2 separate regions of the Homo sapiens genome follow, and region 1 is linked to region 2. Evidence: chromatin loops called from intact Hi-C (ENCODE). Cell type or tissue: heart right ventricle. All regions are shown on one strand. Links, peaks and the distances in the headings refer to the core of each region. The heading gives the core; the rest is flanking DNA.

Region 1 (5,000 bases), core at 1-5,000, 120 kb before region 2:
TGTTTTTTCAAGTCTTTGTTCTCATTTCTTTTCATTTTTGGAAGTTTCTGTTGATATATCCTCAAGCTCAGAGATATTTTCTTCAGCCATACCTAGTCTATTGTAAACCCATCAAGGACATTATTCTTTCAGTTACAGTGTTTTTTATTTCTAGCATTTTTTTTAGAATGTTTATCTCTGTGTTTACATTGCCCACCTATTCTTGCATTCTGTCTACTTTATTCATTAGGGAACTTAGCATATTAACTATAGTTGTTTTAAATTTTCTTTCTAATAATTCCAGCATCCTTGCCATATCTGATTCTGGTTTTAATGCTTCTTTTGCCTCTTCTACTTGTGGATTTTTTTTTTTGCCTTTAGTATGTTTTGTAATATTTTCTTGATAACCAGATATGATGGACCAGGTAAAAGGAACTGCTTTGTATGGGCTTTTAGTAATGTGTTGCTAAGGTTTAGGGGCAGGGGAAAACATTCTATAGACCCATGCTTGCTTAGGTCTCAATCTTTAAGTGAGCCTGTGTTCCTGGACTGTGAACTACACAAGTGCTTCTCAGTTTCTCCCCTATCCCTTTAGGGAGACAGGACAACTAGAGTAGGCTGGAATTGGGTATTTCCTTTTCTGAGGTCAATTAGTTTCTGATAATATCCCAGCAAGTTAGGCTCTGGTTCTGGAGTTTCTTCTGGGGTCAGGTCTGGTTAAGAAGAGCATAGTTCTCTAGCATATTGCAAAATAATTCTTTCTTCTTGCCTTCCTCTCCCCTTCCCTACCAAAAGCATGAGGAAATTTTTGTCTGATGTTTGCTGTAAGAACTTGGTGAACTCCTCAAGGTAAAAGCCACAAAAGTGTGACAGCTCCCATTTGACTGAATCCCCCTTGGAGTTTTTAACTCTCAGGCTTGCATGCACAGGCATTTTTAAACAAAAGAAGTCAGTTCTCTGTTTTATTTTTCCTCCTTTAAGAGTAGTATGTCTTTATCACTCTGGCTGTTTTTAGATCTTTCTTTGTCTTTGGCTTTTAGCTATTGGCCCCTGATATACTACCTATGTTTTTGTTTTTGCTTTTAATTCTGCTTAGGTTTGACGGCGCTCCTTTGAATCTGTGGTTTAAGTGCTTTTGATAATCTTGGAAATTAATTGGCCAAAATTTTACCTATTAAAGCTTTTAGCCCCTCCCTTTCTCACTCTCCTCTTCTTCTGTAATATTTTTACACAGCTATTAGACCTTCTTTTTACCATGTTTCATAGGTACTTTTTGTATTTATTAATCCATTCATTTTTTCTATGTTTCACTCTGGATATTTTATATCATCCTATCTTTCAGTTTACTAATAGTGTTTCATTGTCTCATTTACTGTTACACACATATATCGGTTTTGTTTTTTTGGTTGTTTGTTGCTTTTTTGTTGGGGTTGTTGTTGTTGTTTGAGATGGAGTTTTGCTCTTGTTGCCCAGGCTGGAGTGCAATGGTGGAATCTCGGCCTATTGCAACCTCCGCCTTCCAGGTTCAAGCAATCCTCCTGCCTCAGCCTCCTGGGTAGCTAGGATTAAGACATGTGCCGCCATGCCCGGCTAATTTTTTTTTGTATTTTTAGCAGAGATGGGGTTTCTCCATGTTTGTCAGACTGGTCTCGAACTCCCAACCTCAGGTGATCCGCCTGCCTCGGCCTCCCAAAGTGCTGGGATTAGAAGCATGAGCTACCGCGCTCGGCTATGTTGGGTTCTTGACTTTATTATGTTAGAATTTCTCTGGTTAAATTATCCACCTCATCATTTATTTTCTTGAATATATTTATCTTTTTCTATGTCCGTGTCTAATGGTTCCAACATATGGGACATCTGTGTGTAAAAAAATGGGGCATTACTTTGAAGCTCTTTCTGAGATCTTTTTAGAGGAATTTTCTTTTTCTTTCTATTGGGTACTTCTGAAGTATAGTCTTCAGGAGAACTATAGTTGACCCTTGACCAACATGGGGGATAGGGAAGCCATCCCCTCATGCAATCACTCTTTGACCCCAGAAATCCCATTACTGGGTATATACCCAAAAGATTATAAATCATGCTACTATAAAGACACATGCACATGTATGTTTATTGCAGCACTATTCACAATAGCAAAGACTTGGAACCAACCCAAATGCCCATCAGTGATAGACTGGATAAAGAAAATGTGGCATATATACACTATGGAATACTATGCAGCCATAAAAAAGGATGAGTTCACATCCTTTGCAGGGACATGGATGAAGCTGGAAACCATCATTCTCAGCAAACTAACACAGGAACAGAAAACCAAACATCACAAGTTCTCACTCATAAGTGGGAGTTGAACAATGTGAACACATGGACTCAGGGAGGGGAACATCACACACCAGGGCCTGTCAGGGTGTGGGGGTGCTAGAGGAAGAATAGCATTGGGAGAAATACCTGGTGTAGATGACAGATTGATGGGTGCAGCAAACCACCATGGCACGTGTATACCTATGTAACAAATCTGCCTATTCTGCACATGTATCCCAGAACTTAAAGTATAATAAAAAATTGCATATAACTTTTGACTCCTCAAATACTTAACTACTAATAGCCTTCTGTTGACTGGAAGCCTTACCAATAATATAAGCGGTCTAGTAACACATATTTTATATATTATGTGTATGATATCTGCATTCTTACAATAAGCTAAAGAAAAGAAAATGTTATTCAGAAAATCACAAGGGAGATAAATTATACTTATTAGTCATTAAGTGAAAGTGGATCATCAAAAGGGTTTTCATTCTCATGGTCTTCACATTGAGTAGGCTGAAGAAGAGCAGGGATTGATCTTGCCATCTCAGGAGTGGCAGAGGTGGCAGAGATGGAGAAGGTAGAGAGGAGGAAGGAGAGGCAGGCACACTTGGTGGAACTTAATGGAAATGCATCATAATTTCAGACATTTTGCTTGTTTCTTTTCTCTAAAAATATTTCTATACAGTACCAATACTTCTTCCACTATTTGCATTACTTTCATTGCCTGTATCATAGAAGGGTCCATGTCATAAAAGAAGTCAAAAGCAGTTTTGAATAATTGGAATCCTTCTGTCAAGTTTTCTAATGTCAATTTGTTTTCTGGCACTGCTTCTTCTGTCTTCTTTTTCATAGTTTGGCATGGTTTAGAAGCACTCATCTTTATCAAGTCATATTCTGTTAATTCCTCTGCTGTGGTGCCTATTACCACTTGAATTTCTCTAAGATTCACAAAATCTTTAAACACTTCACCCCCTACCTTTTTTTGCCATATCTATAATTTCTTTCGTGATTTTCTTGATTGGCTCTGTTATAAATCCTGTGAAGCCATGCACATATAGACACAGTTTTCTTCAGCAGGAATGTATTATTTTGAGCTTGATGGTTTTCATGGATTTTTCTATAACAAGGATGGCATAATCAATGGTGTAATCCTGTTAGACTTATGTAACATTCTAACTATCAGGTTTCTCTGTCATAGCATTGACAATCTTTTCCATAGAGTAGCATGTATAATGAGCCTTAAGGGTTCCTATGACCCCAATCTAGAGGATGAATTAAAGATGTTGTGTTTGGAGGCAAGTGGACCACTTTGACACCTTCAGTATTAAACTCACAGGGCTCTGGATGAGCAGGGGTATGGTCCAATATCAAAAGAACTGGAAAAGGCAGTCCCTTACTGGCAAGGTACTTCCTGACTTCAAGGACAAAACATTGATGAAACCAATCCAGAAAAGGGGATCCTGCTGTCCAGGCTATCTTGTTGTATAATCAGAAGACTGGAAGCAGGTGCTTATCTTTTCCCTTTATTGGCCTAAAGAAGGAAACCGAAGCACAAATACAACTTCAAACTTCAACTAAAATGGGACAAGCTTCCCAGAAGACTCACACCCAAGCAACCTTGGATATGTGCTCCATGTAGCCTTTGTTACAGTAGGTTTTTAAGGGCAAACAAGGGAGACAAGGAGTGGGCTAATACAAAGTTGTTTGTCAGGAATTCTTCATGGGTTCACAAAAATAGCATTTATTAGTGACTGTTGTACATTTTTTAACCATAGGGTATGATTTATGGTGTCCAGTATGTGGGATTGTTAGGTTAGTTTATAGCTATTTGTGTCATCAGTCAGTCTAGAGTCCACATAGCATGCAGCTTCAAGTAATGATTATGTAGCTCAAGGGGGAAGTTGGACACAGTTGGTGTCTCATTCCTATGCCTCCCTAGGCCTGATAATTTAGAGGAGATTCATATTCCTCAGATAAAATGTTTATTTTCTTTTTTACCTTCAAGGTTCAGCGGATAGCAGTTTTATAGGTAACGGCAATCCTGATCATAAACCTGACTGAACTTGCATAAAACAGTAGAATTAGCCTATCCCTTCCTGCTTTAAATCCCAGTGCTCGCTTCTCTTCCTTACTAATAAATTTCTTTTGTGGATTTTCTGGAATAGGGCACTTTCATCTGCATTAAGAACTTGGTCAGGCAGATAGCCTTTCCCCTCAATGATTTTCTTAATGGCATTTAAGAACTCATCTGCTGTCTGTTGGTCAGCAGAAGCTCCTCCTGTTATCTTGACATTTTAAAAGTCAAACCTCTTTCTAAAATTATCAAACCATCCTTTGCTGGCATTAAATTTTCCAGCTTTAGATCCTTCATCTTCTTTTTGCTTTAAGTTGTCACATATAATGACTTTGCTTTTTCTCAAATCATATTAGAGTTTATATGTATGCCTTTCCTATAATGCAACCCTGCACCCATATAAAGCTGCATTTTCAATACAGATACAAGATAATACAAGATAAATAGGCACTTCACAACAAGGGCAAGGATTTTGTGCCTGCTAGCATAGCTGCAGCAACAGCTTCATGAATTTCCTTCCTTTTTTATTTTTTGACAGTGGTCCTTACACTGGATTCATTTATCCTGAAATGGTGGGCAATCACAGCTTTAGACCCCGATCTGTGGTACGTATCAAGTGACCCAAACTTTTCTTGTAATGCCA
Region 2 (6,629 bases), core at 666-5,665:
AAATAAAGAACAATGAAGCACACCTACAATATCTAGAAAATAGCCTCGAAAGGGCCAATACTAAGAGTTACTGGCTTTAAAGAAGAGGTAGAGAAAGAGATAGGAGTAGAAAAGTTTATTCAAAGGGATAACAAAATGTCCCAAACCTAGAGAAAGATAAACATTCAAGTACAAGAAGGTTATAGAACACCAAGCAAATTTAACCCAAGGAAGACTACCTCCAAAGCTACCTTTTGCGAGTTAATCAAATTCCCAAAAAATCAATGATAAAGAATTCCAAAAGCAGTAAGAGAAAAGAAACAACAGACAACAGAGCTCCAACATGTCTGGCAACAGACTTTTCAGTGGAAACATTACAAGCCAGGAAAGAGTAGCATGACATATTTAAAGGACTGAAGGAAAGAAACTTTTGCCCTAGAATAGTATATATGGCAAAATATCTTTCAAGCATGGAGGAGAAATAAAGAACTTCCAAGACAACCAAAATCAGAGGGATTTCATCAACACCAGACCTGTCCTACAAGAAGTGATAGAGGGAGTTCTTTGATCTGAAAAAAAAAAAAAAAGAATGTTAATGAGCAAACAAGAAATCATCTGAAGATACAAAACTCACTGGTAATAATAAGCACACATAGAAACACAGGATATTATTAACATTGCAACTGTGGTGTGTAAACACTCTTAAGCATAAAGACTAAAGAACCAATTAGAATAACTACAATAACTTTAAGACATAGCACAATAAGAAATTAAGAGAAACAAAAAGTTAAAAAGCATAGGGGTGAAGTAAAAGTGTAGAGTTTTGGCTGGATGCAGTGGCTCATGCCTGTAATCCCTGCACTTTTGGGAGGCCGAGGTGGGTAGATCACCTGAGGTCAGGAGTTCGAGACCAACTTGGCCAACGTGATGAAACCCTGTCTCTACTAAAAATACAAAAAATTAGTTGGGCGTGGTGGTGCGCACCTTTAATCCCAGCTACTTACGAGATCATGCCACTGTACTCCAGCCTGGGCAACAAGAGCAAAATTCCGTCTCAAAAAAAAAAAAGCATAGAGTTTGTATTAGTTTTCTTTTTGCTTATTTGTTTATGCAATTAGTGTTAAGTTTTCATCAGTTTAAAATAACGAGTTATAAGACAGTCTTTTCAAGCCTCATGCTAACATCAAATACAAAAAAAACTACAGATTCATAAAAAATAAAAAGCAAGAAATCAAAGCACCCCAAAGAAAAATCACCTTCACTAGAAGGAAGACAGGAAGGAAGGAAAGAAGAAAGAAGACCACAAAACAACCAGAAAACAAAAAACAAAATGGCACGAATAAGTCCCTACTTATCAATAATAACATTGACTGTAAATGGACTAAACTCTCCAATAAGACACAGTAGCTGAATGGATGAAAAAAGTTAAGACCCAGTGGTCTGTTGTCTACAAGAGACATGGTTCACCTATAAAGCTACACAGAGACCAAAAATAAAGGGATGGAAAAATATATCCCATGCCAATGGAAACCCACAAAAAAAAAAAAAAAAACAAAACAGAACAGGAGTAGCTATACTTACATCAGACAAAATAGATTTCAAGAGAAAAACTGTAAGAAGAGACAAAGAAGCTTATCATATAATGATAAAGGGGTCAATTCAGCAAGAGGATACAATGATTATAAATATATACACACCCAACACTGGGGCAGCCGGATACATAGAGCAAATATTATTAGAGCTAAAGAGAGACAGATTAAAATACAACAGCTGGAGACTTCCACACCCCATTTTCAGCACTGACAGATTTCTCAGGAAGAAAAGTCAGAGACATAGGACTTAATCTGCACTACAGAATGAACCTAATAGAGATCTACAGAACATTTCATCAGATAAAAATTACTAAGAGGAAAATTTACAGCTATAAGTGCCTACATCAAAAAAGAAAAAGAAATAACCTAATGATGTAACTTAAAGAACTAGAAAAGAGCAAACCAAACCCAAAACTAGTAAAAGAAATATAGATCAGAGCAGAAATAAATTTGAAATGAAGAAAATACAAAAGAACAATGAAACAAAAAGTTGGTATTTTGAGAAGATAAACAAAATTGACAAACCTTTAGCCAGACTAACAACGGTGGGGGTGGGGGTAGGGATGAAGACCCAAATAAAATCAGAGATGAAAAAGGGGACATTAAAACTCATAAGAAATTCAAAGAGTCGTTAGTGGCTACTAGGAGCAACTATATGCCAATAAATTGGAAAATCTAGAAGAAATGAATAAATTCCTAGACATATATAACCTATCAAGATTGAACCAGAAAGAAATTAAGAATCTGAACAGCCCAATAATCATAAATATATACACCTACTATGTATCCACAAAAATTTAAAAATTTTAAAACAATGGCACATGCCAGGCACCAGTATAGAACACAGAAGATACAGCTCCCTGAAGCCTGGCTCTTATAAATAAGTCTTAGAATATCACTTTTGAAAATAATTTTCTATATGTCCATTAACCTCTAATTCTTATATTAGATGGGTTCACCGATATTCAATTTATATTGTGATTCATAAACCACACAGGCTACAATAAATATTTGTGTGCACCAAATATCGTATCATCTAAGCAATTCTTTTACAGGCAAACATACCACAATATAAATACAATAAAAGTAATTATATTTATGTCATGATAAATGTACTTGTTTTGACTGAAAGCTGAAGTTAACTAAAATAGTTGAAAGGGCCTTGGGTAAACCTTTGCTGTCTCGTAAACTAGCCATGGCACAAGCCTGACAGCACAAAGAAATCCACAGCAGTGAGGTTATTTCAGTCACAGGCAGCCTCAGCAGCTTCAGTGGCTGAGTCAGACGACCTTTTCTGACAGCACGTGCATGCCAGGCTGCTTGCAGGAGACAAAGCATCAACAGTCTCCTGAGTGAAGCACTCTCATCCCTCCCCATAGGTTTTCTATTACAGGCTCCTTCAAAAAAAAACAGAAATAGGCCATTTCCAGAGAAACTTAGATGGTAGGTTATGCACACAGAAGACTAGCAGAGGGGCTCATAGGGAGTTGAGAGCTTAACACAATAACAGGATTCCTCCTGAGAAACAGCCAAATTAGTTCCCTTTGGAAGACTCAAGAGTCCTTGCTACTCCTTGTCATACACATGGAAGGCAACACCCAAGAGTCATTCCCTGGCTGGTTTTGCACTTGAACTTGTAAAGTTTATCAGGGAAGACTTCACCCTCACTCAAAGAGAGGGAGGTCCAGAAATAACACTGTCTGGACTGAAAAGAGAAACATCTCTCTAGCATGTGTGGCAATATGCGCCCATGTGCACTATTTTTCCCAAGTAGCTACCTAGGTCCATAAGAGGGGTAGGAAGATACAGCCAGCATCAACTGTGTCACAACTTTGTGGGGAAGCATGCAAATGGCTGCACATTTTAAGAAATATGAATGTAATGTTCATATTGGTTTTGTTAAAAACAGACATAAGTGATCACCTCTATGGTTTTACACAACTCATAAGTTTATCTAGAAAAGTGGTCCCCAGCTTTTTTGGCTGGTACTAGGGATCAGTTTTGTGGAAGACACTTTTTCCACAGATGGGGGTTGGGCAGGGACGTGGTTTTGGGATGAAACTGTTCCACCTCAGATCATCAGGCGTTAGTTAGATTCTCATAAGGAGCGAGCAACCTAGATCCCTCACATGCAGAGTTCATAACAGGGTTCCCACTCCTATGAGAATATAATGCCAGGGCTGATCTAACAGGAGGCAGAGCTCAGGCAGTAATGCTCACTCACCCACCACTCATCTCCCACTGTGCGGCCCAGTTCCTAACAGACCATGGGCCAGTACAGGTCCATGGCCTGAGGGTTGGGGCCCTTGGTCTAGAACACATCTGAAAACAAAACTTTGCCAAAAAGGACTAATGTTTCCCTTTTGCAGAGTCTAGAAATAAGTAACATCAAGGACAATTTGATTTTCTTTTAAATTCACAATAAACATACTCATTTACTTCTTGATGTAAAACATTTGCTGTAAATTATATAATTTAAAAATTATAAACAAAAAAGCAAGATGTATGTTCCTTTGCCACCCTGCTTCTAAATCCAAAACAAATTTAAGATGCCTAAGGGAATCTTAGTACTTTAAATATTTATAGTTCTATCCTCTTTAAAACTCAAGTCAAAACTCAAATCACCAGGGAGAAGAAAGGTTGAGAAGATGCAGCATTGTGGAGTGGGAAGATGCTGGCACAGAGCTTTAGGAGACAAGCTCTAATCCAGATTCCACAATTCAAAAGAAAGGAGATGAGCTAAGAGTTCTTTATTTAAGAAAAAAAAAAAAAGACGCCGTTGACTATGTTATATAGGGTGTAGTCACACTGTTATGCCTCCCACTGCTTAAGATACTATAGTACTAGAACAGACATTCAGTCACCACATTTAGAGAAATATGTAAAAAGCTTAAAGGTCAAAGAGGCTAGACAATCGAATGAAAAGAGTCCAAGAGAAAGACTGAATGAATGCACGGGGCCACTGAACACAGGATGATGCCTTTCTCAAAGACATCTCTAAGGTAGATGGTACTAGAACAAAAAAAAAAAAGACTACAATTGAAATAATTGTCAAGGAAGGTCTGGGATAGAAAAATAAGCTGGGCAAAAAAAAAAAAAAACTCCTTATTTGCTTGTATCTAATAGTTAGCAATGAAATGGACTACTTCTGGAGATTCAATATCTTCCAAGAGTTTAAAGCATCCATTGATAGATAACATGGAAGCATTTCATTACATAATGGAAAAGAGTAGACAGCCTGGAATCAGTTTCTCTGTGGGTCTCTCCTGGTTCCACCTAAGCTGTGTGACATTGGGTATATAACTTAACCTCTCTATGCCTTAAAGTCATCATCTCTAAAATAAAGATAATTATTATTCCTATCTCATAGGACTATTGTGAGAATTTAAAATAATGCACATAAGGAATACGGTAGTGACTAATACATCATAAATGCCTGAATAGTAGCTAACATTATTGGCATTTTGCATGCAGAAGAATATGCAGTTAACTTAATGATCCCTGAAGATTCCTCTTAAATGTTGCACTTCAGAGACCAGCTTATAATCATCCATCCCACTATGACTCCCATAAAAGAAAGCAAGATAGGGCTTGAAAAGTCATAGCAACCTGGAGGCCAGCGCAGGTAACGGAGTGCATAGGGTATAGCACAGAACAGGGGGCTGGAGGTCCAGGGTACTCACTGGACTCAAAATACAAATCACAAAGCCAAAACAGAGTTTCACATCAGAAAATGCCCAATCTAGGCACTAACCCCAATTCCAAATTATTTTCCACTTTTGAGAGCACAGTTCTTACAATTCAATCTATGGTCATGTTTCTACTATGTATACTATATGTTTCTACTATGAACAGGTGTCAGGGGTAGGCTTACAATAATCCTATAGTCCAAAGAGCTGTTTTGCTTATGTTCCTGTACTAGTATAACAGATTATTCTTGATCCTTCTAATCCAGCTTTGTCCAATAAAACTTCCTGCAATGATAATGTTTACTTGTGCTAATCAATACAGTAATCACTAGCCACATGTAGCTTTGCTTGATATGGGACTAGTATAAAGGTAAATTCAATTTCTCAGTCAATTTTTTTTTTTTTTTTTGAGACAGGGTCTCACTGTGTGGCCCAGGCTGGAGCCACAGTGACACAGTCACAGCTCACTGCAGCCTTGACCTCCTGGACTCAGGCGATCCTCAGACCTCAGCTCCTGGGTAGCTGGGACTTAGGCACATGCCACCACGTCTGGCTAATTTTTTGTAGACACAGGGTTTCACCATGTTGCCCTTGAACATCTAGGCTCAAGCGATCCACCTGCCTCAGCCTTCCAAAGTGCTGCGATAAATTAGGCCTGAGCCACTGTGCCATAATTTTAATTTTATAAGTCACATGTGGCTAGTGGCTACCATACTGGAGAGTGTAGTGAATTAGGAGTGGTTGCGCACATTACTGTATTGAAAGAGACCCTAATGTGTGTCTCGGCCTACCAGGAAAGCATTCTGTGATCCATCAGAGATGTCTGTTCCGGGACACAGGAGGGAAGCCTTTATTACATTTGCAGGCTTAGTTAAAGGATTTTCTCTCCTTAGGCCAAAAGAGAGCCTCTCTTTCCTAATACCTGCAATGATTCTTCAACACAAGGTTATTTTCTGCTCTTGTAAGAAATGAGATGAACTGAAAAGAACCAGATTATAACAGGAAAAATTTTAAAGAGAACTTCACCCAGGATAATGCATAACGCCCCTCTGTACTCTGGAAAGAAATACTGGTTTCTGACAGTTTTACAGAAATACAGGAAGTCAACAGGGTGTAAAACTATTGATTATTTTAAGCTATGCTGTAGGCCTTTTTTCAGTAATGCTATAGTTGTGTGCCACGGACAGGTCATTAAGATGGATGAATAAATTAAAGACAGGTTACACAGAAAGTGTAAGCCACACTATCCATTTTAAATTCAGAAAATGTAAAGCCATTGCAAAAGAAACCACCATGCCTCGGTTGAAAGTAACATATACTTCAGCAATTTAAAAATAGCACACTTCATTTTCCAAGAAAGGAACAAAAC

The links. Peaks named below come from ENCODE experiments on the same cell type or tissue, not always from the same donor. Only the 100,000 strongest peaks of a DNase experiment are listed, where the experiment ranks them.
Region 1: a loop joins it to region 2, with 2.1 times the contacts of the local background. A loop is called at or near these places in 22 of 110 quality-filtered maps.

The regions. Positions count from the first base shown.
Region 1 is chr5:41,712,422-41,717,421 of GRCh38, forward strand. No RefSeq gene overlaps it. Among named protein-coding and RNA genes, the nearest start is that of OXCT1-AS1, 160 kb to the right of the region's middle. In heart right ventricle, for the core only: no CTCF peak of the experiment used is centred there; no DNase peak of the experiment used is centred there.
Region 2 is chr5:41,832,974-41,839,602 of GRCh38, forward strand. The region is part of intron 7 of OXCT1 (3-oxoacid CoA-transferase 1); the gene reads right to left. Among named protein-coding and RNA genes, the nearest start is that of OXCT1-AS1, 34 kb to the right of the region's middle. In heart right ventricle, for the core only: no CTCF peak of the experiment used is centred there; a DNase peak (open chromatin) is centred at 2,840; H3K27ac peaks cover 2,495 bases.